Regions from separate parts of the Homo sapiens genome. Here region 2 is linked to region 1. Evidence: read pairs that join two places in POLR2A ChIA-PET (ENCODE). Cell type or tissue: OCI-LY7. All regions are shown on one strand. Links, peaks and the distances in the headings refer to the core of each region. The heading gives the core; the rest is flanking DNA.

The links. Peaks named below come from ENCODE experiments on the same cell type or tissue, not always from the same donor. Only the 100,000 strongest peaks of a DNase experiment are listed, where the experiment ranks them.
Region 2: POLR2A ChIA-PET joins it to region 1 with 8 read pairs; 1 of 35 experiments calls an interaction of 5 or more read pairs at or near these places.

Annotation. Positions count from the first base shown.
Region 1 is chr11:66,846,706-66,855,264 of GRCh38, reverse strand. PC (pyruvate carboxylase) reads left to right here. Exons shown (of 23, transcript NM_001040716.2): 13 at 1,882-2,026; 14 at 2,429-2,518; 15 at 2,605-2,826; 16 at 3,319-3,475; 17 at 3,985-4,225; 18 at 4,342-4,591; 19 at 4,801-5,045; 20 at 5,149-5,328; 21 at 5,406-5,654; 22 at 5,895-6,035; 23 at 6,118-6,845. The coding sequence ends at 6,366. Among named protein-coding and RNA genes, the nearest start is that of LRFN4, 6.1 kb to the left of the region's middle. RefSeq lists enhancers at 3,863-4,441, 4,442-5,021. In OCI-LY7, for the core only: CTCF peaks have their summits at 2,778 and 2,978; DNase peaks (open chromatin) are centred at 2,994 and 3,334; H3K27ac peaks cover 359 bases.
Region 2 is chr11:66,094,544-66,105,828 of GRCh38, reverse strand. All of the region lies in intron 1 of PACS1 (phosphofurin acidic cluster sorting protein 1), which reads right to left. Among named protein-coding and RNA genes, the nearest start is that of PACS1, 30 kb to the right of the region's middle. RefSeq lists a silencer at 4,776-4,855 and enhancers at 5,226-5,325, 4,498-5,405, 5,426-5,495, 5,406-6,315. In OCI-LY7, for the core only: no CTCF peak of the experiment used is centred there; DNase peaks (open chromatin) are centred at 4,558 and 4,898; H3K4me3 peaks cover 1,840 bases; H3K27ac peaks cover 2,050 bases.

The DNA.
Region 1 (8,559 bases), core at 257-5,256:
GGGTTCATCAGGAACCAGATGGGCCTGGTTCCTGCCCCCATAGAGCTTACAGTATGGAGGAGAGGATGGGCAACCCGACAGTCACAAAGGGGAGACTCAGTGGGGACCCTCCACATGACTCGGTGATGCAGAACGGTTATGACCTTCAGCGTGTGTCTGTGAACACAAGGGTCCCAGCAACAGTGTGGGTCTGCGCTCAGCCCTGCCCGTGCAGGTTCCTCAGCGGCCTGCTGGAAAGGTGAGCATCAGCTCTGCCGAGGGTGTGAGGACAGGGCGAAGGCCTCCAAGGGTCCTTCTCACTCTGCGCGCTCGGGGCTCTTTGGATGGTTTCATTAGCTGCCTCCCTTCTCCAGTGCCATGCCTTGGCCCAGCTGAAATGTCAGCATCTCTTCAGGAGAGGCAGGGGCGAGGCTCAGGGGCAGACAGGCACAGCACTGCTGGCGGGGTCCCACTCTGTGGTGAGCACCTGACAGGCTGGTGGGGGAGGCACCCTTCCTGTCCAGGCCTCCAGGTAATAGGAGCCTAAGAGACGGAGAGCTCAGAGGAGTCTGGGTGGCCTTGAGTCCCTGTTGAAGGTGCCGACAGGGATCATGAATAAGTGACGCGTGGAGGTGTTTTCTTCGCGGTGGAAGCCAGGGCTGTCGCTACACAGCCACAGGCCATGCTTTCACAGGTCTTGGAGCACCTGTCACAGTGCTGGCTCGCATGTCCCCGTTTAAGTCATACTCACCCTGGCCCAGCCTCATGTTGTCACCCAGGCATTTAATGAGTGGAACCGAGGGCCCCTGTGCACAAAGTGCACTGACACATGCCTCAGGCAGCACCCTGCCCCCAAGGGTTCCCAGGCAGACAAGCAGAGGATGAAGCCGATGGGTGTGCTTGCCCACAGCGGGTTCCTCAGGGGACTGCTGGAAAGGTGAGTGTCAGCTCTGCCGAGGGTGTGAGGACAGGGCGAAGGCCCTTGAGAAGTTCAGGGAGAGCTTCCCAGGCAGGTGCAAAGGTGTGGAGCGCAAGGCAAGTTTGATGTGGCTGGAGGTGGCCACAATGAGGAAGGCGGTGGAGGGTGTGGCCTGGAGATGGAGAAGAGGTCACAAGGTCCCAAAATGGCCGTGGTCGAATCCTCTGGCTTGACCAGTGGCATGGGAGGAGTGGGTGATGAGGGTGATGGGATGCAGGTTTTGGTAACTGGGGGGACAGTGGGGCACCCACTGGGCACAGGAGGACTGGGTGCATAGGCAGGAAGCTGGCCGTGGACTTGCTGAACTTATGCGAGGGGTGAACAAGGAAAGGCCCGGGAGGCAGTTGCACCTCTGGGTCTTGCCCTGGAGGCAGAGCCTGTCACTGGCGCCACAGCCCCGGGACGGGGCCTCCTGGGGAGCATGTGGTGTGTGAGGAGCTGGGGAGGAAGAGGACAGGAGAGCAAGATGGCTTGGAAGCCCAGGGAACGAGCAGCAAGGCGGGAGCATGCCCGCTGGACTCAGCTGGGAGGAGTGACTTAGAGTGCCAGAGTGTGGTCTGTTGCGGTCAAGGCCCTCTTTCGAGAAGCGTGGACGAGGGGCAAGGGTGACTGCTGTGGGCCACGCTGCTGGAGAAAAAGGCTGAGCCCTGTTCTAGGCTGCGGGGAGGCAGGAAGGGTGGCCTTCAGCACATGCTTTGGTGTAAACAAGTATGGAGGGAGCAGGCCCAGCCCGTGACAGCTTAGGGGGCTCTGCTGGAGTGAGGAGAGGGCTGAGGGACGGGGAAGTGCCCCTCTGCAGGGAGGCCCAGAAGCTGTGCTGGCCCAGGGCAGCATCTTCAGCCTTTTCTCTTTCAGCCTTTTCTCCTCTGCCTTCCCTGTCTGTGCTGCATGGTGACCCCCTCCCACCCGCCTCTGTCCTGCAGACCAACATCGCCTTCCTGCAGAATGTGCTCAACAACCAGCAGTTCCTGGCAGGCACTGTGGACACCCAGTTCATCGACGAGAACCCAGAGCTGTTCCAGCTGCGGCCTGCACAGAACCGGGCCCAAAAGCTGTTGCACTACCTCGGTCTGGCCCGAGACTGCCCTGCCCTGCCCTCCCCTCCCCTCCGCTCTCCAATCTCTTGCTCCTACCTCCTTGCCACTCCCCATGACCAAAGAACTCCTTAGTGCCCCCTGCCCCTCACCCCTGCCCTCATTCTGGCCCTGCGTCCTCTTGTCCTGCACCCTGCCATTCACTGCTCTCCTTGCTTCTGATCTGAGAGACCCCACCTTTCCATCCACGTGGTCCTCAAGACGTCCCCACTGCCTGTACCCAGGAGGCCCTGGCTTTGGAGAGGACAGGGGCCAGCTGGAAGCCCGGGGATCCTGGAGGGATGTGTCCCTGTCCCTGAGCCCAGCCACTCTCACTGCTGCCCTCGACTCAGCCTCTGCCCAGCCCACCCTGACCCACTGCCCGCTTTCTCCCCAGGCCATGTCATGGTAAACGGTCCAACCACCCCGATTCCCGTCAAGGCCAGCCCCAGCCCCACGGACCCCGTTGTCCCTGCAGTGCCCATAGGTAGGTGAGATCCATTCTGTCAACTCATGGGGGAGACAGGAGGTTGCCACCTGCAGGATGGGCACCAATGCCCCTGTCTACCCTAGGCCCGCCCCCGGCTGGTTTCAGAGACATCCTGCTGCGAGAGGGGCCTGAGGGCTTTGCTCGAGCTGTGCGGAACCACCCGGGGCTGCTGCTGATGGACACGACCTTCAGGGACGCCCACCAGTCACTGCTGGCCACTCGTGTGCGCACCCACGATCTCAAAAAGATCGCCCCCTATGTTGCCCACAACTTCAGCAAGCTCTTCAGCATGGAGAACTGGGGAGGTAGGCTGGCATGCTGCGCAGCGCCTGGTAGGAATGGGCGCCCGCTCTGTGGCCAGTCCCACAGGCTTAGGCCACTGGGGACAAGCTAGAGACGCTGACACGAAGAACACCAAAGAGGAAGGACCGAAGAAGGCACAGCGCCCTCTCCGGCCAGGCCTGGTGCCGGCACGAGGTTGCAGAGCTGAGACCAGGTGCATCCTGGGAGGTCCAGGGTCAGGAGGAGACACCTGCCTGTTAATTATAGCACAGAGAGGTAGAGGAGAAGATGGGATTATAAAGGGGGCATAGAAGGGACACAAATGAGCCTGGTCTCCCCCTTAGAGATCAGACAAGGGAAAAATCTGTGGGGGTTGGAGCAGGGAACACAGGTATGGCGAAGATGAGCAGGACCTGGTATTGGGGCCAGAGGCTTGTGCTGCAGAGCTAGCTCCAAGGCCTGGTGGAGTTCCCCAGGCATGCAGAGCTGATCTGGGCCTCTCGGTTCCTGTGCAGGAGCCACGTTTGACGTCGCCATGCGCTTCCTGTATGAGTGCCCCTGGCGGCGGCTGCAGGAGCTCCGGGAGCTCATCCCCAACATCCCTTTCCAGATGCTGCTGCGGGGGGCCAATGCTGTGGGCTACACCAACTACCCAGACAACGTGGTCTTCAAGTGAGCCTGGGGTGGGGTGGGCAGACGCTACCTGGTGTGGCCCAGAGGGTACCGAGCCATGTCGTGATGGCCTCTGTTCTCCACGGTCAGCCTGACACCAAGTCTCTCTGTGGCCACACGCAGCAGGGGCTGCTGTTTGGAAATATCGAGAAGTGTAAAATTGGAGTTGCAGAACCAGACAGGCTTCTAAATCACTCCCTCACTCCTGGGGCAGTGGAAGGTCTGAGACTTGCCTGGGTCACTCGGTGCAGGGCTGGGATTGGAACCCAGGCCTCAAGACTCCTTGCTCAGTACCCTCTTCCACAGCCTGCCACTGGCCTAGCTGATCCTCCAGGGCCTGGTCCACACTTGTGTGGCCACCCCCCGCCTGTGGATGCCACACCCCCTGCCAGGCGAGACCCTCAGATCTCATTCCCCAGGGGCCATAGAGTGGGTCAGGAAGGAGCCAGGGAAGACTGTTCAGAGGGAGGTGGGGTGGGGCTCAGCCCTGGGCTCTCTCACCCTTGCAGGTTCTGTGAAGTGGCCAAAGAGAATGGCATGGATGTCTTCCGTGTGTTTGACTCCCTCAACTACTTGCCCAACATGCTGCTGGGCATGGAGGCGGCAGGAAGTGCCGGAGGCGTGGTGGAGGCTGCCATCTCATACACGGGCGACGTGGCCGACCCCAGCCGCACCAAGTACTCACTGCAGTACTACATGGGCTTGGCCGAAGAGCTGGTGCGAGCTGGCACCCACATCCTGTGCATCAAGGTGCCTGGGCCACTTGTCCGTCCCTCCCTCTCTGCCCCGGCCATGTCCCCGCCACCCACAGGCACACATCCTGCCCTCTCTACCATCTCTCTCTCTCTCTCTCCCACTTCCCCCAGGACATGGCCGGGCTGCTGAAGCCCACGGCCTGCACCATGCTGGTCAGCTCCCTCCGGGACCGCTTCCCCGACCTCCCACTGCACATCCACACCCACGACACGTCAGGGGCAGGCGTGGCAGCCATGCTGGCCTGTGCCCAGGCTGGAGCTGATGTGGTGGATGTGGCAGCTGATTCCATGTCTGGGATGACTTCACAGCCCAGCATGGGGGCCCTGGTGGCCTGTACCAGAGGGACTCCCCTGGACACAGGTAGGAAGAACAGCAGCCCGTGGCCACACCCCTCTCAAAGCCGCAGCCACCACCAGTCCCAGTAGTGTTGGACCTGCCTAGGATCCAGATGCCCTGCTCTGGCCTTGCCGCCTTCTGTCACCTGAGTCAGACATGGGACCTGAGCTAGCCCTGGGTCCTGGAAGAGTCACACATTTCTAAGGCCTCCTCTGACTCTGGCCTCCCTGCAGAGGTGCCCATGGAGCGCGTGTTTGACTACAGTGAGTACTGGGAGGGGGCTCGGGGACTGTACGCGGCCTTCGACTGCACGGCCACCATGAAGTCTGGCAACTCGGACGTGTATGAAAATGAGATCCCAGGGGGCCAGTACACCAACCTGCACTTCCAGGCCCACAGCATGGGGCTTGGCTCCAAGTTCAAGGAGGTCAAGAAGGCCTATGTGGAGGCCAACCAGATGCTGGGCGATCTCATCAAGGTGAGCCCGGCCCGGTGCTCCTTACCTGACCCAGCCCTGCATGCACCTGCCACTGGCCTCCTTGAGGTGCCTGGCACCCTAACCTCCAGGGCCTTCTCCTCAGGTGACGCCCTCCTCCAAGATCGTGGGGGACCTGGCCCAGTTTATGGTGCAGAATGGATTGAGCCGGGCAGAGGCCGAAGCTCAGGCGGAAGAGCTGTCCTTTCCCCGCTCCGTGGTGGAGTTCCTGCAGGGCTACATCGGTGTCCCCCATGGGGGGTTCCCCGAACCCTTTCGCTCTAAGGTAGGGAAGGCCCAGCATGGTGTGAGGGTGGGGGCTGGATGCAGGACTTGGGACTGATCCTCTGCTTTGCTCCCCAGGTACTGAAGGACCTGCCAAGGGTGGAGGGGCGGCCTGGAGCCTCCCTCCCTCCCCTGGATCTGCAGGCACTGGAGAAGGAGCTGGTAGACCGGCATGGGGAGGAGGTGACGCCGGAAGATGTGCTCTCAGCAGCTATGTACCCCGATGTGTTTGCCCACTTCAAGGACTTCACTGCCACCTTTGGCCCCCTGGATAGCCTGAATACTCGCCTCTTCCTGCAGGGACCCAAGATCGCAGAGGAGTTTGAGGTCAGTGGCTCTGGCGCTTCTCCACACTCCACCCTGGCCCCCTGCCCCAGAGCTCTGGAGTTTAGCTTGGCTGTCACCCAGCCTCGCAAGCTTTGGGAGCAGAAAGGACCCTTGAGACCGGGAGCTAGGCCTTTAGGAACGAGGAGCCAAGGCCCAGTGTGGGGACTTCCTATGGCCAGGGCCGGGGGACTGCTCTCCCACCTTGGCGTCCAGCTCTGAGTCTGCACACCCTCCCTGCAGGTGGAGCTGGAGCGGGGCAAGACGCTGCACATCAAAGCCCTGGCCGTGAGCGACCTGAACCGGGCCGGCCAGAGGCAGGTCTTCTTTGAGCTCAATGGGCAGCTGCGGTCCATCTTGGTCAAGGACACCCAGGCCATGAAGGTATTGTCTCCCCCAGGGCCAGCCAGGCGGTGGGGCTTGGCTGGGCCCAGGATGTCATGTCCCCTCTGCCCTGTGTCTTCAGGAGATGCACTTCCACCCCAAGGCCCTAAAGGACGTGAAGGGCCAGATCGGGGCGCCCATGCCTGGGAAGGTGATAGACATCAAAGTGGTGGCAGGGGCCAAGGTGGCCAAGGGCCAGCCCCTGTGTGTGCTCAGTGCCATGAAGATGGAGACTGTGGTGACCTCACCCATGGAGGGTACTGTCCGCAAGGTTCATGTGACCAAGGACATGACACTGGAAGGTGACGACCTCATCCTGGAGATCGAGTGATCTTGCCCCAGACCGGCAGCCTGGCCATCCCCAAGCCTTCAACAGAAGCTGTGCTGCCACGGCAGGCCCAGGCCAGCCAGTGCCCGAGGCCAGGAAGGCCGGGCCGTGGAGGTCCTGTCCACAGCTGGACAGGAGAGACACCGCCTGCGGTGGTTCATTCCTTTCAGCCATCGTCCTTTCCTCCGGCGGACAGCTGCTTACATGTTCATCTCTTGCCAAATAAGGGTCCCCTCCTCACTGGAGACTACAAGTGGTGGGTCAGGTGGTCCTAGGACCCAGGGGAGGTTTAGGGGTCCTATCTCCTGGGGGAAGGGGAGATCTAAGATGTCCCAGGTCCTGGGAAGTTTACTCAATAAAGCTGGCTTTCCCCTGCCCTCCATGCTGGATCCTGTGCAGCCCCCAGCCTGCACCACTCAGCAGTGGGGGGCTGCCTTTCAAGCTCCCCATGGGTGGGCAGGTCAGTTGTGTCGTTCTCCTCAGAGGGTAGTGAGAATGACCATCGTGGCCCTGTTTTAAGTCACTATTGGGTGCCTACTGTGTATACTCCCCAAACAGGACTAGTAGTACTGAACTTGCTTGAGGGGTGGGGCCTGTTCTAAGTATTTAACACCTATTAACACAGGGAATTAACCTTCATCCTCTTATGGACACAGAAATCAAGTCACAGGAAGATTAAATAATTTGTCCAGGACTTCACAAGTAGTAAGAGAGAGAGATGAAACCCAGGCCGTTGGCAGACTCGCCTCCCAACCCCGCTGCTTTATTTTCTAAAACCCAAGGCCAGCGTCCCACCTCAGTTAGCAGGTAAATGCAAGCAGGTACCACCTTGTGGGCAGTGGGTAAGACCCTCGGGAATGGTGATCCGGGAGTCTTGTGTGTGCTCTGGATGTGAGAATGTTGGTGGGAGGTGAGGGGGAGCACCGGGTCCAGGGTCTCAGGTTCTAACCCTGCCACTCCCCATGACCACCCCTCCAGACTCCTGCTCAGTTCCCTTTCCTGCAGTGGGGACAGTAACCCTGCCTGCACCACTGCCCTCCTGCCCACCTGCCCACAGGTAGGGAGAGGATGGTGAAGGGAGCAGGAGGCTGGGCAGTTCCTGAGATGGAGGGGTGGGTGTGGGGAGGCCGATGCAGGAAATCAGCCTCTGGATGGGAAGCACCCAGCAGGCCTCTGCCCAGTGCTCCCAGAGCCAGTCCAACCTCTGGGATGGGCAACTCACAGTGGGCTTGAGCCTCTTCCTTTCTGGACCGCCATGTCCTAGATGTACCCCAGGAGGCAGATGACTGCGATGCTGCCCCTTCCATCCGGGTGGATGTCGTTGTCATGGCCAGCCTGCAGGCATCGTGGGGGAGTGACCGCACATCCTTTTTCCCTCAGTGGCCAGCCTCAGAGAAGGGACCTTGGGACAACCTCCTTGATTGGGGAATGGGACCTAAAGGGCTTTCTTCCCTCCCCCGCCCCCCCTGCCCCCCACCCCGGAGATGGAGTCTCGCTCTGTCACCCAGGCTGGAGTACAGTAGTGTGATTTTGGCTCACTGGAATCTGTGCCTCCCAGGTTCAAGTGATTGTCCTGCCTTAGCCTCCTGCCACCACGCCCCGCCTATGCCCGGCTAATTTTTTGTATTTTTAGTAGAGACGGGTTTCACCATGTTGGTCAGGCTGGTCTCGGACTCCTGACCTCAAGTAATCCAGGGCTAATACTCTTTCAGGAATCTAATTTTAAAAGAGCACAGGCAGGGAAACGAGAGCCCTTCCAAAAATGATGGAGAGCAGGCAGAACACTTGCAGGTGCCGAGAAGGACCCTGGAGTCACTGTGTTGCTTGGCAAAGTCCCTGCTGCCCTCAGGGCTGCAGCCTGTGTTCTGGGTTCCTCTGGGGCAGAGGTCAGAGGTGGAGAGAACCAGAAAAGCCTCTACTTATGGTGACTCAGGGACCTATTTCCTCTTGTGAAAAACAAGACTGGCAGACTGTGGAGGTCCTGGCAGAGGCTTCAGGCCAGTCATCTTCCCCTCAGAGGAGATACGTCGGAGGCTCCATCGCTGAGGTCAGGGCCAGGGCCATGGTTCCCACTCCCTGACCCGTCAGCCAAGGCACAGGCCCCAGGATGAGCTGGGCTCACACCTGGTACCTGCAGTCTCAGAGCCAACCACACTAGGACTTTGGGGCATGGTTCAGGAAGGAGGAAGCCACAGG
Region 2 (11,285 bases), core at 2,495-7,494, 750 kb after region 1:
TAGCTGTGTATCTCAGGATAAAGTGGAATATCTATCCATAAAGCCTATTCTCATTACCAATGCTGAGATTCAACACCATCTCTAATTTCTGATTATTGTGTTATTTGTGATCCACATTAAAGATTCTATTTCTGTACATAGTGCAGGGAAGGGCATGGAAAGTTTATACATATTTAAAATCATTTCTGAAAAGATGAGTAAGCAATAGTATTAAAGAAAATTTTGGAGAGAAAAACCACCAAAAATTCCACTGTCTTAAAATGATTTCATTTTCACATTATCTTCCAGTCTTTGTCCATATTCATTCATATTTTAGGGAGGCAGTGTGCCTACGATTTTGACCTACCATAAACATTTCTCCTCATTTCTATAGTTATCATAATTACCAGTTTGTTTGTTTGTTTTGAAACAGAGTTTCACTCTTGTTGCCCAGGATGGAGTGCAATGGCGCAGTCTCAGCTCACTGCAACCTCTGCCTCCCCGGTTCAAGCGATTTTCCCTCCTCAGCCTCTGGAGTAGCTGGGATTATGGGCATGCACCACCTCGCCTGGCTAATTTTGTATTTTTAGTAGAGATGGGGTTTCTCCATGTTGGTAAGGCTGATCTCAAACTCCCTACCTCAGGTGATCTGCCCGCCTCGGCCTCCCAAAGTGTTGGGATTACAGGAGTGAGCCACCGTGCCCAGCCCATAATTACTAGTTTTAACTGCTGCTTAATACTCCATTGTACTAATGAAACAATTTTCTGAACTTTTGGGAAAAATTATAACAGATTTACATAGTAACATAATTGCCACCTACAAATATATCATCCTTGTTCCCCCAAGAAACTCCAAATGTGTGTAATACAGAAGAGAAGCAAAAAGACTAAAATATTTGCTTACTTATTCAACAATTACTTACTGAATGCCTACTAAATGTCTGGCACTGATCCAGGCCCTGCCAATAGAGTAGTGAGGAAAAGACAAAAACCTCTGATTTCACAGAGCTTAGTTCACAATATAAAATCAAATAATAAACAGAGGCAGAAAGATTCTTAGACTTACTTTCTCAGGCTATAAAATGAATGATAAAGACAGAGCAAAACAAAATCCACTGTTTCTGACTCCTGTATACCCCTGTATATCACAAAGACATGGCTGTTTCTAATCCATATACTCTACTCAACTCCTCTGAGAGCAAGCACTAAATCCAGGGCCCAGTTTCTTCTAGATCAGAGGTTGGCAAACTTTTTCTATAAAGGGCCAGATAGTAGTAAGTATTTGGGGTTTTACAGTTCATAGAGTCTCTGCTGCAACTGCTTGACTCTGCCCATTGTGGGGTTCATGAAAGCAGCCATACACAACAATACATCAACAAATGGGTGTGGTTGTATTCCAGTAAAACTTTATTTACAAACACAGACTGAGAACAGGATTTGGGCTACAAACCATGGTTTGTCAACCCTGTTCTATAGGGTTCAAAATGACTACTATTAACCAGAAATAGAAGGAAGACACACGTGCTGTCCTCAACTGGAAAATTCCATTAAGTTTACCTCTGCCGTGACTGACATTTGCAATTTCCTTTCCGCCCAATGCCACAGCCCTAAATCAGACTTTTATTACCTTTCACTTACACACGGTCCCTGATTTTCCATGTGTTATTCCCTCTATCTGAATTCCCTTCCTCCCATTCACCATCTATTAAAATCTTCTCTTTGTAAATTCCAACTAAAGTGACTGCAAATCAGATAAAATTAAGGACTTACTATTATTTTAGGAGAGATAATGGTATTGTGGTTATGTATTTTTTAAAGTGTCCCTATCTTTTGAAGATACATATTGAAATTATTACAAAAGAAATGTGATGATGACTGGGATTTGCTTCAAGATAATCTGGGGGTGGGAGTGGGGGGAGGGGATGGGGGCACAGATAAAACAGCACTGCCCCTGAGCTGATAATAAAGCAGGGTGGTGAGTACACAGGGATTCATCACACACCTTTCTCTATTTTTGTATATTTAAAAAATTTTCCAGCTGGGCACACTGGCTCATGCCTGTAATCCCAGCACTTTGGGAGGCTGAAGCGGATGGATCACTTGAAGTCAAGAGTTTGAGACCAGCCTGGCCAACATGGTGAAACCCCGTCTCCACTAAAAAAAATACAAAAATCAGCTGGGCGTGGTGGTGCACACCTGTAATCCCAGCTACTGGGGAGGCTGAGGTAAGAGAAACACTTGAACTCAGGAGGTGGAGGCTGCAGTGAGATGAGATTGTGCCACTGCACTCCAGCCCCAGATTCCGCCTCAAAAAAAAAAAAAAAAAAAAAAAAAAATTCCAAACAAAAAACTGAAAAGAAAAATTCCAGGTCAAATGCCAGATTCCAAAGGGACTAATGCCCTTTTCTCCTAAATTACCCCACATGTAACTCTAGTTGTTACTTATTTCAATCTGCTCTGTCTTGCAGTGAGCTGTAGATACCAAGATGGGGAGCTCTCTAAGGACAGGCCTGAGCCACCCACATCCTTGCAGCTTTCTCCATGTACTTTACATATAATTGACACCCCACTGTTGAACTTATCTGAAAAAAGACCAAACCAAACAGAATACAGGGAAAACCAACAAGAGGAATACCTTTCACTCACTTCCCCTAATCAAAATTAAATCTTAAGGACGTTTATCATTTCAACTGTGCCATTTATATAAAACTCACAGGTTGGCCAGGCTTGGTGGCTCATGCCTGTAATCCCAGCACTTTCAGAGGCCAAGGCAGATGGATCACTTCAGGTCAGGAGTTCCAGAGCAGCCTGGCCAACATGGTAAAACCCATTCTCTACTAAAAATACAAAAATTAGCTGGGCGTGGTGGCACGTGCCTTTAATCCCAGCTACTCGGGAAGCTGAGGCAGGAGAATGGCTTGAACCTGGGAGGTGGAGGTTGCAGTGAGCTGAGATCGTGCCACTGTACTCCAGCCTGGGACACAGAGTAAGATCTGTCTCCAAAATAAATAAAATGAAATAAATAAAAATAAATAAAACTCACAGGTCATCTCACTCCGAGGTTCAGTAATCCAACCTACAAAGAGAAAATAACAACCATTTCCCTCAATTTTCCTACAGCCAGTGGGGCATGGGGAGAGCAGTATTTTTATTCCTAAAAAGATGACATTATTATTTTACACTGATTTCAAGGCCACCAGTATTTTTAATAATAATAGTAAACTTGGCTGGGCACAGTGATTCAGGCCTGTAATCTCAGCATTTTAGGAGGCCAAGGTAGACAGATCACTTGAGGTCAGGAATCCCAGACCAGCCTGGCCAACATGGTGAAACCCCTTCTGTACTAAAAACAGAAAAATTAGCCTGGCGTGGTGGTATGCACCTGTAGTCCCAGCTGCTTGGGAGGCTGAGACAGGAGACTCGCTTGAACCTGGGAGGCGGAGGTTGCAGTGAGCCGAGATCGCACCACTGCCCTCCAGCCTGGGTGAGAGAGTGAGACCCGTCTCAAAATAAAAAATAAAATAATAATAATAATAATAATAATAGTAAATCCGATGGATGCAGAGTGGTTATCAGGGTCAGAATCACGTGTCTGTCCTGTTCATTCTGCATCCCTTTTCTAGCTGTACTGTGGATCTCCTCTGTAACATAAAAGGGGCAAATAAATCCTTCTTCAGCCATTCAATTGAACTAATTATTACACGTGGCCTAGGTTGGTTTGACTTGGAGAAGAGATCAAGGATGTTCCCATCAGGTAGCTCTGGTTTCAAATTTTAAATGCCTTCAATGCCTCAGAAAGACTAGCAAACTCACATTGTTATATTTAGCAAAAGATTCCTTCAGCCCACACCATATAAAATGAAAATAAAAACTCTCCTTCTAAAAAACTGGCAGCTTTTTAAAGATCAGAACTTAATGCATCAAGTATAAATACACTGGACCCTGGTCTGGAATGAAAATATTTCAGTCACTGTCTGGGCCCACCACTAACAGCAAGTGATGCTAAGCGAGACAGAGCTCTCCCCCCAGTAACCGTCTCCCTTTATAGCTTTGTCTATCAACTCCAGTCCTATCCTTGGACTCACTCCCTGCTCCTATGTATTCAACTGCCTGGTAGGTAATTTTAGTGCATATAAAAAAATACTCATTTCCCCGCTAAAACCAACCAACACACCTCCCCACCACCATTTTCCCAACTTCCCACCCACTTCGATGACACATCAGGTTGAAGACCCCAGGAATACCTAGCACTCCTCCTCTTTCTCTTTCCTGACTACCCTTTCTTTGAAGCCTGTCCCTCTCTATTCCTACCCCGTCATGATCAAATAACCAAATCAGAAAACAGAGTATGTGCAGCATCTAAAAAGAACAAATTAGAATGAAACCTCTTGATTTATAGGGATTTCTCCAAGGTGTTCAGAAAAACAGGATGCAAAAATTAGTTTCAATGTGATTCTATTTTTTAAAAACAAGATTCCCAACCCACTGTATGTATGTGTATATACATTTCTGTATCACACAAGAATGAACAAAAGCATGAACGGACGCATACATGAGTTAGCTTGCAGCAGGGTTCTGTAAAAAGAGAAAGTGAAAAGAAAAGGAAATGGGGCAAGCATACCTATATACCAGTAGATGTAAGTGTTTAAAACTTTTAAAAAAAATGAATTAAAAATACTGAACGAATGCAACTGTACAAATGAATCTTCCATTCTTCCAGAAAATAGTATATTTTTAAATTCTGTGCCAGTCTTAAAACATATCTATAAATTCTTTAACAGTCCTCTCATGAAAAAGTGGAAACAAATTACCCTCCCCCTGAATATGGCTGGCTTTAGTGACTTCCTTCTAACCAGCAGAATGCAGTAGAAATGAGGCCATGTGACTCTCCACGCTGGAGGAGGACAGGCACTGAGGCTTCCGCCAGCTCGCTCTTGCTTGTGTGATGCCTGCCCTTGGAACCCAGCCACCGTACCGTGAGGAAGCCAAGCAGCCACGTGGAAAGGCCATAACAGGTGTTCCAGCCACAGTTCTCATGGAGGTCCCAGCTAATAGCTGGCATCAGCTGCCAGACATCACACGGTGAGGGAGACTGCACAAGATTCTAGCCTCCGCCCCTGGATGCTCCAACTTTGAACCAGCCCACCTCACTTGAGTGCCGCAGAGAGAATTGAGTATTATTGCTGAACTCTGCCCAAAGTGCAGTTTGTATGCAAAATAGTTCTTCCCTTATTTTAAGTGATAACTTTTGGAGAGACTTTTTTACACAACAGTAGATAATGGAACAAATACTACTTATGATTTTGCAGAGTAAATCGGCTTCTCGCTTTCCACCTCTATTGTCTTATGAGTCACTGTTATGAAGTTTACACGTCTGTTTTCCTGCTTCCACCTACTAGTGCTCAAGGACGCAGGGTGCTGAGGCAGGGGTGTGAGGGCACGTGCAGATGTGGTAGACAGAAGGCAAGGTCAGGGTAGGTGAAAGACCAGTTACAAGGAGCAAATAAGTAAATATACTGAGAATAGTGAAAGCCAGGTTTCTTCCAAGTACCTCTTGGAAGAGGTACTTACAAACATGCAAAGGGCTTAGGCTGGAGAGAACCCTAAAATGTTACATTGGAATTTAAGAGATCAGTCTGAATACATGGTTTTTAAGATATATAAAGAAAAAGGCAGGCGTGGTGGCCCACGCCTGTAATCCCAGCACTTTGGGAGGCCGAGGCGGGCAGATCACCTGAGGTCAGGAGTTCGAGACCAGCCTGACCAACATGGCGAGACCACGTCTCTACTAAAAATACAAAATTAGCTGGGTGTGCTGGCGGATGTCTGTAATCCCAGCTACTCAGGGGGCTGAGGGAGGAGAACTGCTTGAACCCAGGAGGCGGAGGTTGCAGTGAGCCGAGGTTGCAGCAAGCCAAGGTTGTGGTGAACCGAGATTGCGCCATTGCACTCCAGCCTGGGCAACAAGAGCAAAATTCCATCTCAAAAAACAAAAACAGATATAGGCCAGGCATGGTGGCTCATGCCTATAATCCCAGCATTTTGGGAGGCCAAGGTGGGTAGACCACTTGAGCTCAGGAGTTCAAGACCAGCCTGAATAACATGGCAAAATCCCAACTCTACAAAAAATACAAAAATTAGCTGGGTATGGTGGCACATGTCTGTGGTCCCAGCTACTCGGGAGGCTGAGGTGGGAGGATGACTTGAGCCCAGGAGGCGGAGGTTGCAGTGAGCTGATATCGAGCGACTGTACTCCAGCCTAGGAGACAGAGCCAGACCCTGCCCTCAAAACCCCCCCAAAAAAGAAAATGATATAGAAAGTGATAGGCTGGGCACGGTGGCTTATGCCTGTACTCCCAGCACTTTGGGAGGCCGAGGAGGGTGGATCACGAGGTCAGGAGATTGAGAACATCCTGGCTAACACAGTGAAACCCCATCTCTACTAAAAATACAAAAAAATTAGCCGAGTGTGGTGGTGGGCGCCTGTAGTCCCAGCTACTCGGGAGGCTGAGGCAGGAGAATGGAGTGAACCTGGGAGGCGGAGCTTGTAGTGACCAGAGATTGTGCCAATGCACTGCAGCCTGGGCGACAGAGCGACACTCTGTCTCAAAAATAAATAAATAAATAAATCAATAACTATTAGCCCGGTGTGGTGTCATGCACCTGTAGTACCAGCTACTTTGGAGGCTGAGGCAGGAGAACTGCTTGAGCCCTGGAGGCGGAGGTTGCAGTGAGCTGAGATTGTGCCACTGCATTCCAGCTTGGGCTACAGAGTGAGACTCCATTGAAAAGGGAAGGGAAAAGGGAAAAAAGAAAAGGAAAAGAAAAGAAAAACAATGGCATTACAGTAAGAAAAACAGAGATACCTGGAAGACACCAACATGAGCAGGTGATGAGGGCCAACAACAGCAGTAACAGGGCTGGTTAACAGAATGTGCCCCTTGATGTGATGTGCTGAGACTATTACAGCATCATTTTTGTGATACTTTTGCCAAGAAATCATGACCTGAATTTGGTCATAAGGAAATACTATAAGATCCGCCTTGCCAATCACCCTACAGGATATCTAACGGTTGTGGACAAGAACAACCGGGATGACAAAGGATGATCCCAGACTGGAGGGTGTGAAGAGACGCTGACAGCTAGGTGCAATGCACACTCCTCCCTGGGATTCTGGGACAAAACAGAAATGAGATATAGTTGGGGCAGCAAACTGTGAATGGGGTCAATAGATTGGACAATAGGGTTTTATCACTGCAAATTGTCTGACTTAAAGGAGTATGTAGTGGTTATTTGGGAGTGCCCTTAACTGGCGGAAAATAAACACTGAAATATTTAAGGGTGCTAGGATAGCATGTGCATAACATGGTCTCAAATGACCCAGAAAAAACTGATTTAGAGAGAGAAATAGTACAATAGAGTAAATGCAGTAAAACGTGAACAGTTTGGAAATCTGCATGAGGTGAGAGGAATGTGCAAGTTCCTCCCCATCACAGACTAGAAGAAAACTCTATCAGATACACACACAAACATACAACACACATTCATGCAGAGACACACACACACACATCTGATAAAGAACTTAACCCGTCATATATAAAGAACTTCTACAAATAAATTATAAAAAGACAAACATATTGATTATTCTTACTCTTATTATTTTTATTATTTTTGAGACGGAATCTCACTCTGTAGCCCAAGCTGGAGTGTGGTGGCATGATCTGGGCTCACTGAAACTTCCATCTCCCGAGCTCAAGTGATTCTTGCGCCTCAGCCTCCTGAGTAGCTGGGACTACAGGCGCCCACCACCATGCCCAGCTAATTTTTTGTATCTTAGTAGAGACGAGGTTTCACCATGTTGCCAGGGTGGTCTCAAACTCCTGAGCTCAGGCGATCCACCCACCTTGGCCCCCAAAGTGCCGGGATTACAGGTGTAAACCACCATGCCCAACCTACCTATTTTTAAAATAAGAAAAAGACTTGAACAGATACTTCGCAAAAGAAGGTATCCAAATGTCCAATTAGCAGGTATTCAATGTCATTAGGGAAATGCAAATTAAAGCCTCAGAGTTTCCATTTCATGCCCACTAACATGGCTAAAATCTAAAAGACAGGCACTAAATGTCGGTGGAGATACAGGGCAACAGGAACTATATTGCTCGTATTAGTTATCCACTGTAGCATAATAATACTAGCAAAGCTTAGCAGCAGCTTAAACTAATGCATGTTTATTATCTCACAGATTCTATAGGTCAAAAGCCCAGGCACAGTTTAGCTGGGTCCTCTATAAGGTGCCACCAAGGTACTGGCTGAGACTATGGTCTCATCTGAGAACTGAGTGGGATAGGATCTGTTTCCAAACACACATGGTTGTTGGCAACACTCAATTCCTTGTGGGCTGCTGGACTGAGGGCCACAGTCTCTTGCTGGCTGTGGGTTTGAAGCTGCCCTGAGCTCCCTGCCACAGGGCCGTCTCCATAGGCAGCTCACAACACAGCACCAAAGCCAGCAAGGGAGAGAGTCTCCTCACAAGATGAGCATTACGATCTGACTGGGAATAATCAGGTATGCATGACCATACACATCCTGTCACCTCTGCCATATTCTATCAGTGAGGAGTCAATCACAGGTCCCACCTGCACCCAAGGGCACAGGACTACTAGGCCATAAATACCAGGGGGTATTTATCATGGGGGCCACTTCAGAATCTGTCTGCCTCAGTTAGTGGGAATGCAAACTGATACAATCACTTTGAAAAAATTGGCAGTTTCTTACAAAGTTTAAACATACACCTACTCTAAGACACACCATTCCACTCCAACATATGTACCCCCAAAGAAATGAAAATGGGGCTGGGCGTGGTGGCTCATGCCTGTAATCCCAGCACTTTGGGAGTGTGAGGCAATAGGATTCCACAAAGCCAGGAGTTCAAAACTGGCATGGGCAACAAAGCGAGACTGTCTCTACATTAAAAAAAAAAAAAAGAGAGAGAGAGGGAGAAATGAAAATGTATGTCTGTAAAAACACCTGTGTAAGAATGTTCACAGCGGCTGGGCGCGGTGCTCAGGCCTGTAATCCCAGCACTTTGGGAGGCCGAGGTGGGCAGATCATCTGAGGTCAGGAGTTTGAGACCAGCCTGACCAACATGGAGAAACCCCGTCTCCACAAAATAAAAAAAATTAGCCAGGCATGGTGGCGCATGCCTGTAATCCCAGCTACAAGGGAGGTTGAGGCAGGAGAATCGCTTGAACCCGGGAGGCAGAGGTTGCAGTGAGCCAAGATCACGCCATTGCACTCCAGCCTGGGCAACAAGAGTGAAACTCCCGTCTCAAAAAAAAAAAAAAAAATTCATAGCAACTTTATTCATAAAAGCTAAAAGCTGTAAAGAACCTATATGTCCATCAACAGGAGAATGGATATGCAAATTATATCATGTTTCAATGAAATACTTGGAAATAAAAAAGAATGAACTACTAGCTGGGCGCAGTGGCTCACACCTCTAATTCCAGCACTTCGGGAGGCTGAGGCAGGTGGATCACTTGAGCTTGGGAAGTTAAGGCTGCAGTGAGCCATCACTGTACTCCAGCCTTGGTGACACAGCGAAACACCCTACATCAAAAAAAAAAAAAAAAAAAAAAAAGAAAGAAAAAGATAAAAAGAAAACCAGGCATGGTGGCTCACTTGAGGGCAGGAGTTCAAGACCAGCCTGGGCAATTGGCAAAACCCCGTCTCTACTAAAATAAAAAAATTAGCTGAGCATGGTAGTGCATGCCTGTAATCCCAGTTGCTTAGAAGGCTGAGGCAGAAGAATTCCTTCAACCTGGGAGGTGGAGGTTGCAGTGAACTCAGATCACGCCATTGCATTTCAGCCTGGGCAACAGAGTGAGACTCTATCTCAAAAATTTAAAAAAAAAAAAGAAGAAATTACAAACTTATTGGGAAAATGTGGGTGCTGATGAAAAAGCCAAACAGTTTTCGACAGCTGGAATTCACCAGATAATACCTAAAGATTGTTTTCTAAATAAGTCTGTAAAACTACGTGACTCTCTAAAATATATGTATAACTTTGATTAAAAATAAAAGCAATAATGAGGCCGGGCGTGGTGGCTCACGCCTGTAATCCCAGCACTTTGGGAGGCCAAGGCGGGTGGATCACTTGAGGTCAGGAGTTCGAGACCATCCTGGCCAACATGGTGAAACTCCGTCTCTACTAAAAATACAAAAATTAGCCAGGCATGGTAGCATGTGCCTGTAACCCCTGCTGTTCAGGAGGCTGAGGCAGGAGAATCACTTGAATCCAGGAGATTGAGTTCGTAGTGAGTGGAGATCACATCACTGCACTCCAGACTGGGCAACAGAGTAAGTCTCCGTCTCAAAACAACAACAATTCTCTTTGAAGCAATTGTGAATGGGAGTTCACTCATGATTTGGCTCTCTGTTTGTCTGTTATTGGTGTGTAAGAATGCTTGTGATTTTTGTACATTGATTTTGTATCCTGAGACTTTGCTGAAGTTGCTTATCAGCTTAAGGAGATTTTGGGCTGAGACAATGGGGTTTTCTAGATATACAATCATGTCATCTGCAAACAGGGACAATTTGACTTCCTCTTTTCCTAACTGAATACCCTTTATTTCCTTCTCCTGCCTAATTGCCCTGGCCAGAACTTCCAACACTATGTTGAATAGGAGTGGTGAGAGAGGGCATCCCTGTCTTATGCCAGTTTTCAAAGGGAATGCTTCCAGTTTTTGCCCATTCAGTATGATATTGGCTGTGGGTTTGTCATAGATAGCTCTTATTATTTTGAGATACGTCCCATCAATACCTAATTTATTGAGAGTTTTTAGCATGAAGGGTTGTTGAATTTTGTCAAAGGCCTTTTCTGCATCTATTGAGATAATCATGTGGTTTTTGTCTTTGGTTCTGTTTATATGCTGGATTACATTTATTGATTTGTGTATATTGAACCAGCCTTGCATCCCAGGGATGAAGCCCACTTGATCATGGTGGATAAGCTTTTGGATGTGCTGCTGGATTCGGTTTGCCAGTATTTTATTGAGGATTTTTGCATCGATGTTCATCAAGGATATTGGTCTAAAATTCTCTTTTTTGGTTGTGTCTCTGCCCGGCTTTGGTATCAGGATGATGCTGGCCTCATAAAATGAGTTAGGGAGGATTCCCTCCTTTTCTGTTGATTGGAATAGTTTCAGAAGGAATGGTACCAGTTCCTCCTTGTACCTCTGGTAGAATTCAGCTGTGAATCCATCTGGTACTGGACTCTTTTTGGTTGGTAAGCTATTGATTATTGC